Linked DNA regions of Homo sapiens: region 1 is linked to region 2. The links are chromatin loops, found by intact Hi-C in ENCODE. Cell type or tissue: psoas muscle. All regions are shown on one strand.

Region 1 (5,000 bases), 85 kb after region 2:
ATGGTTACAGAGTCTCAACTTGAGAAATGACAATTGTTCTAAGGATAGATGCTGGCAATGGTTACATAACAGTGTGAATGTACTTAATGCTGCTGAACTGTGTACTTAAAAATGGCTGAGATGGTAGATTTTATGTACATTGCAGTGGCTCATGCCTATAACCCCAGCACTTAGAGAGGCAGAGATGGGAGGACAGCTCGAGCCCAGGAACTCAGGACCAGCCTGGGCAGCAAAGCTGTGAGACCCCGTTCTCCACAAAAGGAAAACGTTTTGTTGGAAATTTTTTTTAAAACCATGTTTTTAAATTTGAAACAAAATCCCAAAACAATGCAAAGGCCCACTTTGAACACGCAGCCTGAGGTTCTCATTAGAAACCCAGCCAGGCAGTGGCTTATTTCAGATGGGGAAAGGGATAAGAGATGCTCACCACTCATAAGCCATCTTGTCTCAGAGCTCAGCTCTTGCTGTGGAACGGCGCGGACAGAAACACAACACCATAAACATTGAGAGGGCTTTGGGAGAGGCGGGAATGGATCCAGGTGGGGATGGGGATGTTTTCAAACATAGCCTTAGTTCTTTGTGCCTATCTTCACTTATTTTGAACATTTTTTCAAAGAGGAAAAGAATTCTATAAACAATTTTACATGTATTATAATTGCCCACAAAGATGATGGCACAGATGTCTCCCAGGCACAGTTTTTATGCAGAATAGCAGAGAATTCATTCATTTTATTGGATTTTGTTTTGCAGAGCTATTTGCACAGTAAGTTGAAGTGCACCATCAGTCTGTGGGCTCGGATATGTTTTGGGTTAAGTTTTCTCCTCTCTCCTTCCTGTCCTTGGTACTTTGGTCCTTTCTAAGAAACTCACATCATATGAGCTTTTTCTGCAGTAATACTTTAAGAATTAAGTCTCTACTGGCCGGGCACAGTGGTTCATGCCTGTAATCCCGGCACTTTGGGAGGCCAAGGCGGGTGGATCACCTGAGGTCAGGAGTTCAAGACCAGCCTGGCCAACATGGTGAAACCCCATCTCTACTAAAAATACAAAAATTAGCCAGGTTTGGTGGCAGGCGCCTGTAATCCCAGCTACTGGGGAGGTTGAGACATGAAAATTGCTTGAAACCGGGAGGTGGAGGTTGCAAGGAGCTGAGATCACACCCCTACATACTTCAGCCTGGGCGACAGAGTAAGACTCTGTCAAAAAAAAAAAAAAAAAAACAGAATTAAGTCTCTGCTAAACCAGTTTCCATGATACTACTGTGCCTCAGAAATCCTGCAGAATGGGCACACCCCTCCCCACGTGGCCGGCCATGAGCACCCCATGCAGCTCCCTGCCGTATGTCCTGGAATAGACAGGCCTGATGAACAAGGCTGTGGCCAAGGCCAGTGTCCTCCTATGATTGCCAGGCTGACCTCAGACCACCCAGGGGAGACATGTCCTCCTCAGTTCCCTCCTGGGGCAGCCCTCAAGGCCACAGTGCTCAGCATCTGGATGGGTTCCACCCGCTGGCAGCTCAGCAGATTTCCCCAGCAGTTTGCCTGTCGCCTTTTTGTCTATTATTTTTATTATTTCTTTGACTTATTTAGCCCAGATGGATTAGGCAGCATCACTGATGTTGCTTATTTAAATTTCGTAGTCACTTGAATCCATAACATTCAGGCATACAGTTTTGCAACTCTTTGATTTCAATAATTCACTTTTCTTTCTTTGAGTCCCCAGATTGCCTGATGGCAAAAAGCTTTATAGAGTCCCTTGGAATTCTCATCTCAAACCAGTGACTTCTCCATCACTTCAGCTATTAAATTCATTGGTGAGCAGGTCCACAGCTCTGGGGGTCTCCCCTGCGCCCCATGCCCTCTGGCCTGGGGTTCTTTCTAAGCTCCTGGGAACGTGTACATCTATCCCCTGGCAGCCTCTTGGGAGAGAGACCTCATTTTCCTCCTCTGAGTCACTGGAGGCTTCTTGTTCCATGTCAGGTGTGGACCTCATTGGAGGCAGCTGTTCTCAGCTGCCTACTTCCTGTGCCCTGGAGACCCAGGCCCACCTGGCATTCCCCTCCCTGTTCCCATTCAGTGACCACTGCTGTCCACCACCCACCCAGGGGCCTGGGCACAGTCGTGGGGAGGGTCGGAGTCAGGCATGAGTGCTTGGGGTAGGGCATGGCGGAATCTGTCCCCACCCTTGGCTCACAGTGCCCCAGTGCACTTGGCAGGCAACTCGATCGAGATGAGCCTCTCATCCTCCTGAGTCCAGGTGCCCCGTGTGTCCTGGCATGGAGGTTGTAATCCTTCGGGGCTGCTGGCACAGCTGGGTTAATGCAGTGGCCCCGTGGGACGCGACTTACCCACCTGGGGCATGGCATGTGGATTAGCAGCTGACAGCCTGCAGGGCACACACATACCAAGTTGCGGGGCAGTGCCCCAAGCACCTGTGACGGTCAGCCCTCAAGCATGAGCGTCCTGTGCCTGAGACGGCACTACTTGAAACAGCAAATGAGAAACACCACAACAGACCAAGAGAGATTCAAAAGAAAGGAAAACGCTTTCTGTTTTAGTCCCTGTCGTGGCACATTCTTCCAGCTTTCTGAACAAAGGCTCCATGTTTTCACTTTATACTGGGCCCCGCAAACAACATAGCAGGTCCTGTATAAGCACAGCCCGTTCTGCTCTTATTGCTATGATTGTGGGTGCTTTTAAAGTGTTCAAAGTCTATAGAGACTTGCGACTTAATGGAATCCTTAAAAGACTTTCACTGAGTTATGAAATTCATATTTTTTAGTAGTTGAGAAAATAGGTCGCTTAGAAAATCAACCCACTTTAACAGCTTTTTTATTGCGGTAAAATACACATCACATAAAATGTACCATCTTGACTATTTTTAGGCATACAGTTCGGTGGCATTAAGTGAATTTACATTTGTGTGCCACCATCGCCACCACCTCCAAATAAATGTGTTTTAACAACTTTGAAGCTTAATACATTGAGCATGAAACTTAAGTACAAACAAGAATGAGCTTTCTTTCCCACTTGGGAGGCTCCACAGGTGTTAAGGACCCTGGTGCTGGAGGAAGGATAGTGGGGAAGACGGGTTCAGCAGGTGAGGCGTGAGAGGTACAACGGCAGGCCCTGAACAGCTCCCAAACCCCACTCAGAGTGGCACCCCGCCTGGTGTATGAGACCCACCCACCAGATGCTCCCAGAGACCAGTGATGGGGAGGGGCGGCATTGGCCAAAGCATACGAGCAGCCTCTGCTCCAGAACAACATAAACCAGACAGAGTCCCGCCCCCGGGGCACAGCTCTTCCACCGCACCTCAGGAAGAGAGGGAGACACCTGCCATGAAGACGGTGGTCCTCAAGAGGCCCCTTGAGGTCCCTACATCTGCCTCCTGCTCAAAACCCTGTGGCCTTCTCGGCTTCACTCTTCCTGACTCTCCAAGGAGGAGCTTCTCCTGCAGGAGCTCAGAATTCCCTCCCAGGCTTACGGCTGTGGTTCTGAGGTGTGAAGCCAGCCCCAGAGCCCAGGGCCTTGTGCTTGAGCCCTCCAGGCTCCGGAACCTCTGCAAAGGGATTTTCCCTTGATGCAGCGAGAGGCCCCATCTGAGTCCAGAGCAGACTGCAAGGCCTCGATCTGCGACCACAATCGAACTGAAGCAGCTGTGAGGAGGTTTACCTGGGCATTGTGATTATCATAGAGCCCCTGAGATAATCTCCTCCCTGCCTGTAACCCTCTCCGCTGTCAGTCAGTGACTACTTCACTGCCCCTCTCTGACGTCCCATCAGTTGCTCCCTGGAGACACCTGGCCCAGAGGAGGTGCTATCTAGTCAACTAGTCCAACATCTGACCCAGGTCGACAGGTCCTCCTCGGACCCTGAGCCAACCTGAAGGTTTTCCTCCATGACTCGTGGCCCTTTGCTCAGAACTGTTGTGTCTTCGAGTCTCTCCTCCCTGCCCTATAAACCCTTAGTCTTAGGCATTTGTTTCTCTGTTGTTGAAAACGCCCTGGCTGTACACACCAAACACCTGTCAACACCATTCCCAAAGATCTCTTCTTTCATCTTCCCCCGTCATCTTCTACAGCGTTCTGTGCAATGGAAGGGCCACAAACGCAAGCCACGGGTGCAATTTGAAGTTGCCTAGTAACCATATCTTAAACAGTCAAATGAAACAGGCAAAAATAATTTTAGTAACATATCCTATTCAACCTAATGTGTCTAAAATATTGCCATTTCAACATGTATCCATACAAAAAATAAATGAGCTGTTTTATATTTTTTATATGAAGACTTTGGCACTGGATTTCCAAGTGTTCAGGGAGCAGAGGTGGGCCTAGGCCTGTTGGAAACAGGGCCCATCATCGTGGCACGGCCAGTGGGCAGGTGTGCTCCCTCTGAGATCATCTCATGCCTCGATGTCCCCGTCTGTGAAATGGTGATGGCGATGCCCACCTCCTGGGAGTGGGTGAGGACGGCCCAGCTCACAGAACCTGGGAAATGGCAGCTGTGGTGGTGGCCTGGGGGCTCCTGAATGGTACCCCTGATCTCACAAGGCCCTGAAGCAGGCCTGGGGCATGGTCTTCTGCCAGCCATCCCTGATACCTGCTTCTTTTCCTGTGTCTCTCAGGGCCAGGCAGAGAAGAGTGCATTCACTGTGCGAAAAACTTCCACTTCCACGACTGGAAGTGTGTGCCAGCCTGTGGTGAGGGCTTCTACCCAGAAGAGATGCCGGGCTTGCCCCACAAAGTGTGTCGAAGGTACGGTCCTCCTGGCGGGGAACGGCAGGCAGCTGTGTCCAGCAAAGGAGTGCCTGGAGGGCAGAGTCTGGCAGCATCTTCCCCAGGGGCCGGGGAGGGCATGTTGCATCACCCCACTGTGGACAGGAGCCCATTTACAGAGCTGCTGAGGGGCCTTCGTCCCTTTGTTCACTGGATGCATATTTGTTGGGTCCCTGCTGTGGGCAGACACCGTGCAGCAGCGGGATAAGATGGGAAGCAGAATA
Region 2 (5,000 bases):
TTACTACCTCCATTTTTTTTTCTCTCTCTTTTTTTTTAATTATTATTATACTTTAAGTTTTAGGGTACATGTGCACAATGTGCAGGTTAGTTACATATGTGTACATGTGCCATGCTGGTGTGCTGCACCCATTAACTGGTCATTTAGCATTAGGTATATCTCCTAATGCTATCCCTCCCCCCTCCCCCCACCCCACAACAGTCCCCAGAGTGTGATGTTCCCCTTCCTGTGTCCATGTGTTCTCATTGTTCAATTCCCACCTATGAGTGAGAACATGCGGTGTTTGGTTTTTTGTCCTTGCGATAGTTTACTGAGAATGATGATTTCCAGTTTCATCCATGTCCCTACAAAGGACATGAACTCATCATTTTTTATGGCTGCATAGTATTCCATGGCGTATATGTGCCACACTTTCTTAATCCAGTCTATCATTGTTGGACATTTGGGTTGGTTCCAAGTCTTTGCTATTGTGAATAGTGCCACAATAAACATATGTGTGCGTGTGTCTTTATAGCAGCATGATTTATAGTCCTTTGGGTATATACCCAGTAATGGGATGGCTGGGTCAAATGGTATTTCTAGTTCTAGATCCCTGAGGAATCGCCACACTGTCTTCCACAATGGTTGAACTAGTTTACAGTCCCACCAACAGTGTAAAAGTGTTCCTATTTCTCCACATCCTCTCCAGCACCTGTTGTTTCCTGACTTTTTAATGATTGCCATTCTAACTGGTGTGAGATGATATCTCATTGTGGTTTTGTTTTGGATTTCTCTGATGACCAGTGATGATGAGCATTTTTTCATGTGTCTTTTGGCTGCATAAATGTCTTCTTTTGAGAAGTGTCTGTTCATATCCTTTGCCCACTTTTTGATGGGGTTGTTTGTTTCTTTCTTGTAAATTTGTTTGAGTTCATTGTAGATTCTGGATACTAGCCCTTTGTCAGATGAGTAGGTTGCGAAAATTTTCTCCCGTTTTGTAGGTTGCCTGTTCACTCTGATGGTAGTTTCTTTTGCTGTGCAGAAGCTCTTTAGTTTAATTAGATCCCATTTGTCAATTTTGTCTTTTGGTGCCATTGCTTTTGGTGTTTTAGACATGAAGTCCTTGCCCATGCCTATGTCCTGAATGGTAATGCCTAGGTTTTCTTCTAGGGTTTTTCTGGTTTTAGGTCTAACGTTTAAGTCTTTAATCCATCTTGAATTAACTTTTGTATAAGGTCTAAGGAAGGGATCCAGTTTCAGCTTTCTACATATGGCTAGCCAGTTTTCCCAGCACCATTTATTAAATAGGGAATCCTTTCCCCATTGCTTGTTTTTCTCAGGTTTGTCAAAGATCAGATAGTTGTAGATATGTGGCATTATTTCTGAGGGCTCTGTTCTGTTCCATTGATCTATATCTCTGTTTTGGTACCAGTACCATGCTGTTTTGGTTACTGTAGCCTTGTCGTATAGTTTGAAGTCAGGTAGCGTGATGCCTCCAGCTTTGTTCTTTTGGCTTAGGATTGACTTGGCAATGTGGGCTCTTTTTTGGTTCCATATGAACTTTAAAGTAGTTTTTTCCAATTCTGTGAAGAAAGTCATTGGTAGCTTGATGGGGATGGCATTGAATCTATAAATTACCTTGGGCAGTATGGCCATTTTCACAATATTGATACTACCTCCATTTTTACAGATGGGAAAACTGAGGCTCAGTGGGGTCAAACTAGCAGCAAACACACACGTTGAATGCTTACTGTGTGCCAGACCCTTTACACGGATCATCCGATTTCATTTGTTTGACATCCCTCTACATATGATAAGTGTCATCATTGCAGTGTGCAGAAGACTGAGGCTCAGCGAGACGGGAGAACTTCAGAGTCACTACCTGGTCACAGTTGATGGTGAAGGCAAGGTCTTCACCTGTGGCATGCCCCACGTCCCTCCTGCTGGCTCCGAGGCTCACTGTGAGTGACAGCTCCACTCTGTGGACCTCCCCTTGGGAGCAGGCGTCGAGGCATCTAAGTCCACTTGCCTTGTGCCATCTCAGTGCCTGGACACTGGTGGCTACCCTGGGCCGTCCTGCAGCCAGCTCGCTGAGGTAGGAAAGAGAGGAAGGGAAACAGGTGGAGTGAGAAGAGAAGATAGATAACACTGAAGTTACATTTATTCCTACTGCTCATAGTAGGCTTTCAAGCTATGAAGAGATGGCTCTTCCCGTGACTTCAGCCCCATCCTCCATCGCTGCCCACGCCCACGTGGCTGACACTGCCGAATGTCTCTAGCACTGTTGTTGAACTTCTGATGTCTCCTATGCCTCAACCTTGCTATTGCCTTGGTGTAAATTTCTCTGACATTGATTTTGAATACAATTCCAGGCTTTTGGAGCAGAAGTTTCCAGTTAAGCTTGGTGTCCCACCTAAGTGTTAAGGTCAACATGCCGAGCCCTAGAGTGGTCCTCCCTCTCCCACCACCAACTATCCTACCTGGCCTCCCAAGAACTGCCTTTGGTGACTCTTGTATTCTCTGTCTTGCTTCATGCCTGGGAAATTTCAGGGCATATATTAAGGGGAAAACCTTAGGGAAACCTGAACCTTCAAAACTGGGTAGAATGAATGGATGGAATGGAAGAATTTACTGCAGCGAAATCATCTTCAAATTCCTTTTAGGTTGGAAGCTTCTTACCCTGGCAAGTGAAGAAGTACATTTGGTTATATGTTTATAATCCATGTGCTACTGGGTGAAAGATGATAGGACAAGAACATTTGAAATGTATGTGTTAGGGATCTCTGCCCAGCAGTTTCCATCAAAAGAGCACACCCATGATTATCGTACAAATGGATGGGACAGCAGGATTCTACTCACGTAAAATGTTTGTCCCTGAGCACCTAGGGAGGGTGTCACCTCCAGGGTCTCCTTCCTGTTGCTCTTCTGCATGAGTCCTGCACCACCTCTTTTAACCTCAGGGAAAACTTCACTATTTTGTTTTTTAAAGTCAGTCATATTTAAAGTTGCTGCTTTTGAGTATGCACTACGTGTTGATGTAGATTCTGGAATGTAGAACAAACAGGCGCAGACTAGTATGGGTAAGGTGGGGAACCCCTACTTCAGAAGGTGAACCCCAGAAGGAAGCTGCCTGGGCCAGGGGTGTGTGCATGATGGCAGGGAGCTGCAGCCACTAAGCCTTGGAAGAGTCTTTAATGGCACAGGGAAATGCCCTGTATAAAGCTCAGTGGGGGAAAAAAAGGATTTAGAAAGAAAGTATATGCCAGAGGCAAAGAAAAAGACTAGAAGAAAATAACCAGCCAGGTGCAGTGGTGTGCACCTGTGATCCTAGCTACTCGGGAGGCTGAGGTGGGATGATTGCTTGAGCCCAGGTGTTTGAGGCTGCAGTGAGCTATGATCTGTGTCACTGCATTCCAGCCTGGGTGACAGAGTGAGACCCCATCTGTAAAGCAAAAAAAGAAAAGAAAATAGCCAAAATATTATTGGTTATTTCTCTTTTTCCCAAAGTTTGGGCAAGAGCATATACTATTCTTACAATCAGAAGAAGTCCTCTTTTCCATTACGTCTTAAATAGCTCTAAGATTTAGAATTCGTCTTGATGAAGGCATGGTCATCGCACACACAGAGCTGGGCCCCGTGGGTGAGGGGCTCCCGGGGGCCTCTGAGTGGGGAGCTGTGGGTGTCAAGTGGCCATGAAGAGAGTTGACCCAGGGTCGGGTGGCAAGATTCTCTGAGCCCCAGAGAAGTCGACTTTCTGTATCTACTAGAATCCAGGAAGAGTGTGTCCATGGCCGTCATTACCCCCTGCTTCCCCGTTTCATGCCAGGTTTTTCTCAGATGCCTTCTCTGGGGGAGGCACTGTTGCTGGGGCAACTTTCTGGCTGCAGAGGGCACCCAGTAATAAAGGCAAATGCCAAGTATGAGGCAAGAAGGGACGCCCCTGGCTGGGATGGCAGGCATTGGGAGAGGCTTATGGGAGCCCCTCACCCCTCTCTTTTTGGGGTGCTCTCGAGGAAGCTGGACTCTCCACCTCTAAAGACCCCTCCAGGGAACATAGAACCCAAACCCAAATGGAGATGAGCTGGCCAGCGAAGTCCAAGACCCCAGTCCCCTCCATTGCAACCTGGGGTGCGGGCTTCTGTCTTCCAGGTTGAAAGCTCATCATTTGGTTCATCATAAGTTATACGTCGGAGTGGAATTATAAAGGAGAGAGAAACAGATGTGAACTCTCAACAGCTGGGAGAGGTGGAAAGCCTCTGGAGTTCCATTATAGAAATGTGCCTTTTGGCCAGGAGTGGTGGCTCACGCCTGTAAGCCCAGCACTTTGGGAGGCTGAGGCAGGTGGATCACTTGAGGTCAGGAGTTCGAGACCAGCCTGGCCAACATGGCCAAACCCTGTCTCTATTAAAAATAAAAGTTAGCCAGGCATGGTGGTATGTGCCTGTAGTCCCAGCTACTCGGGAGGCTGAGGCAGGAGAATCACTTGAACCCGGGAGGTGGAGCTTGCAGTGAGCCGAGATTGCACCACTGCCCTCCAGCCTGGGTGACAGAGTGAGACTCTGTCTCAAAATAATAATAATAAATAATAATAATAATAATAATAGGTCTTGTTTTTTAAAATAAAAAACAGAAATATGCATTTTTAGATACCAGCAGGACATCATAGCACTGAGGGAAGCTGAACCCTCTCTTTGGGACGTAGCTTGCTTTCTTTTGTTGCCCTGGCCTGAGTTCTTTCACATCAGCCAGCATGGAGAAGAGGAGCCAGTTTTGCAGAATGACTGGGAACAGCCCCTGCTGGGGAGGGACTCTGTGATGCGGTGTCCTCATCCGAGCCTCCTGGGCCCGGGTTCCCGTCGCTGTGTGCCCGGAGCCTGGGCGCCGACACCGAGCCTCCTCTGTGCTTTCAGGCATCCGCATGCTGGACGGCGATGTCACAGATGTGGTCGAGGCAAAGTCGCTGGGCATCAGACCCAACTACATCGACATTTACAGTGCCAGCTGGGGGCCGGACGACGACG

What was found. Hi-C counts contacts between places; a loop is a spot of excess contacts. Peaks named below come from ENCODE experiments on the same cell type or tissue, not always from the same donor. Only the 100,000 strongest peaks of a DNase experiment are listed, where the experiment ranks them.
Region 1: it touches region 2 in a loop (14-fold over the local background); 1 of 110 quality-filtered maps calls a loop at or near these places.

Annotation. Positions count from the first base shown.
Region 1 is chr15:101,313,131-101,318,130 of GRCh38, reverse strand. It overlaps PCSK6 (proprotein convertase subtilisin/kexin type 6), which reads left to right. Exons shown (of 22, transcript NM_002570.5): 20 at 4,626-4,755. Among named protein-coding and RNA genes, the nearest start is that of PCSK6-AS1, 19 kb to the left of the region's middle. In psoas muscle, no CTCF peak of the experiment used is centred here; a DNase peak (open chromatin) is centred at 2,174.
Region 2 is chr15:101,398,466-101,403,465 of GRCh38, reverse strand. It overlaps PCSK6 (proprotein convertase subtilisin/kexin type 6), which reads left to right. Exons shown (of 22, transcript NM_002570.5): 7 at 4,890-5,000. Among named protein-coding and RNA genes, the nearest start is that of PCSK6-AS1, 67 kb to the right of the region's middle. In psoas muscle, no CTCF peak of the experiment used is centred here; no DNase peak of the experiment used is centred here.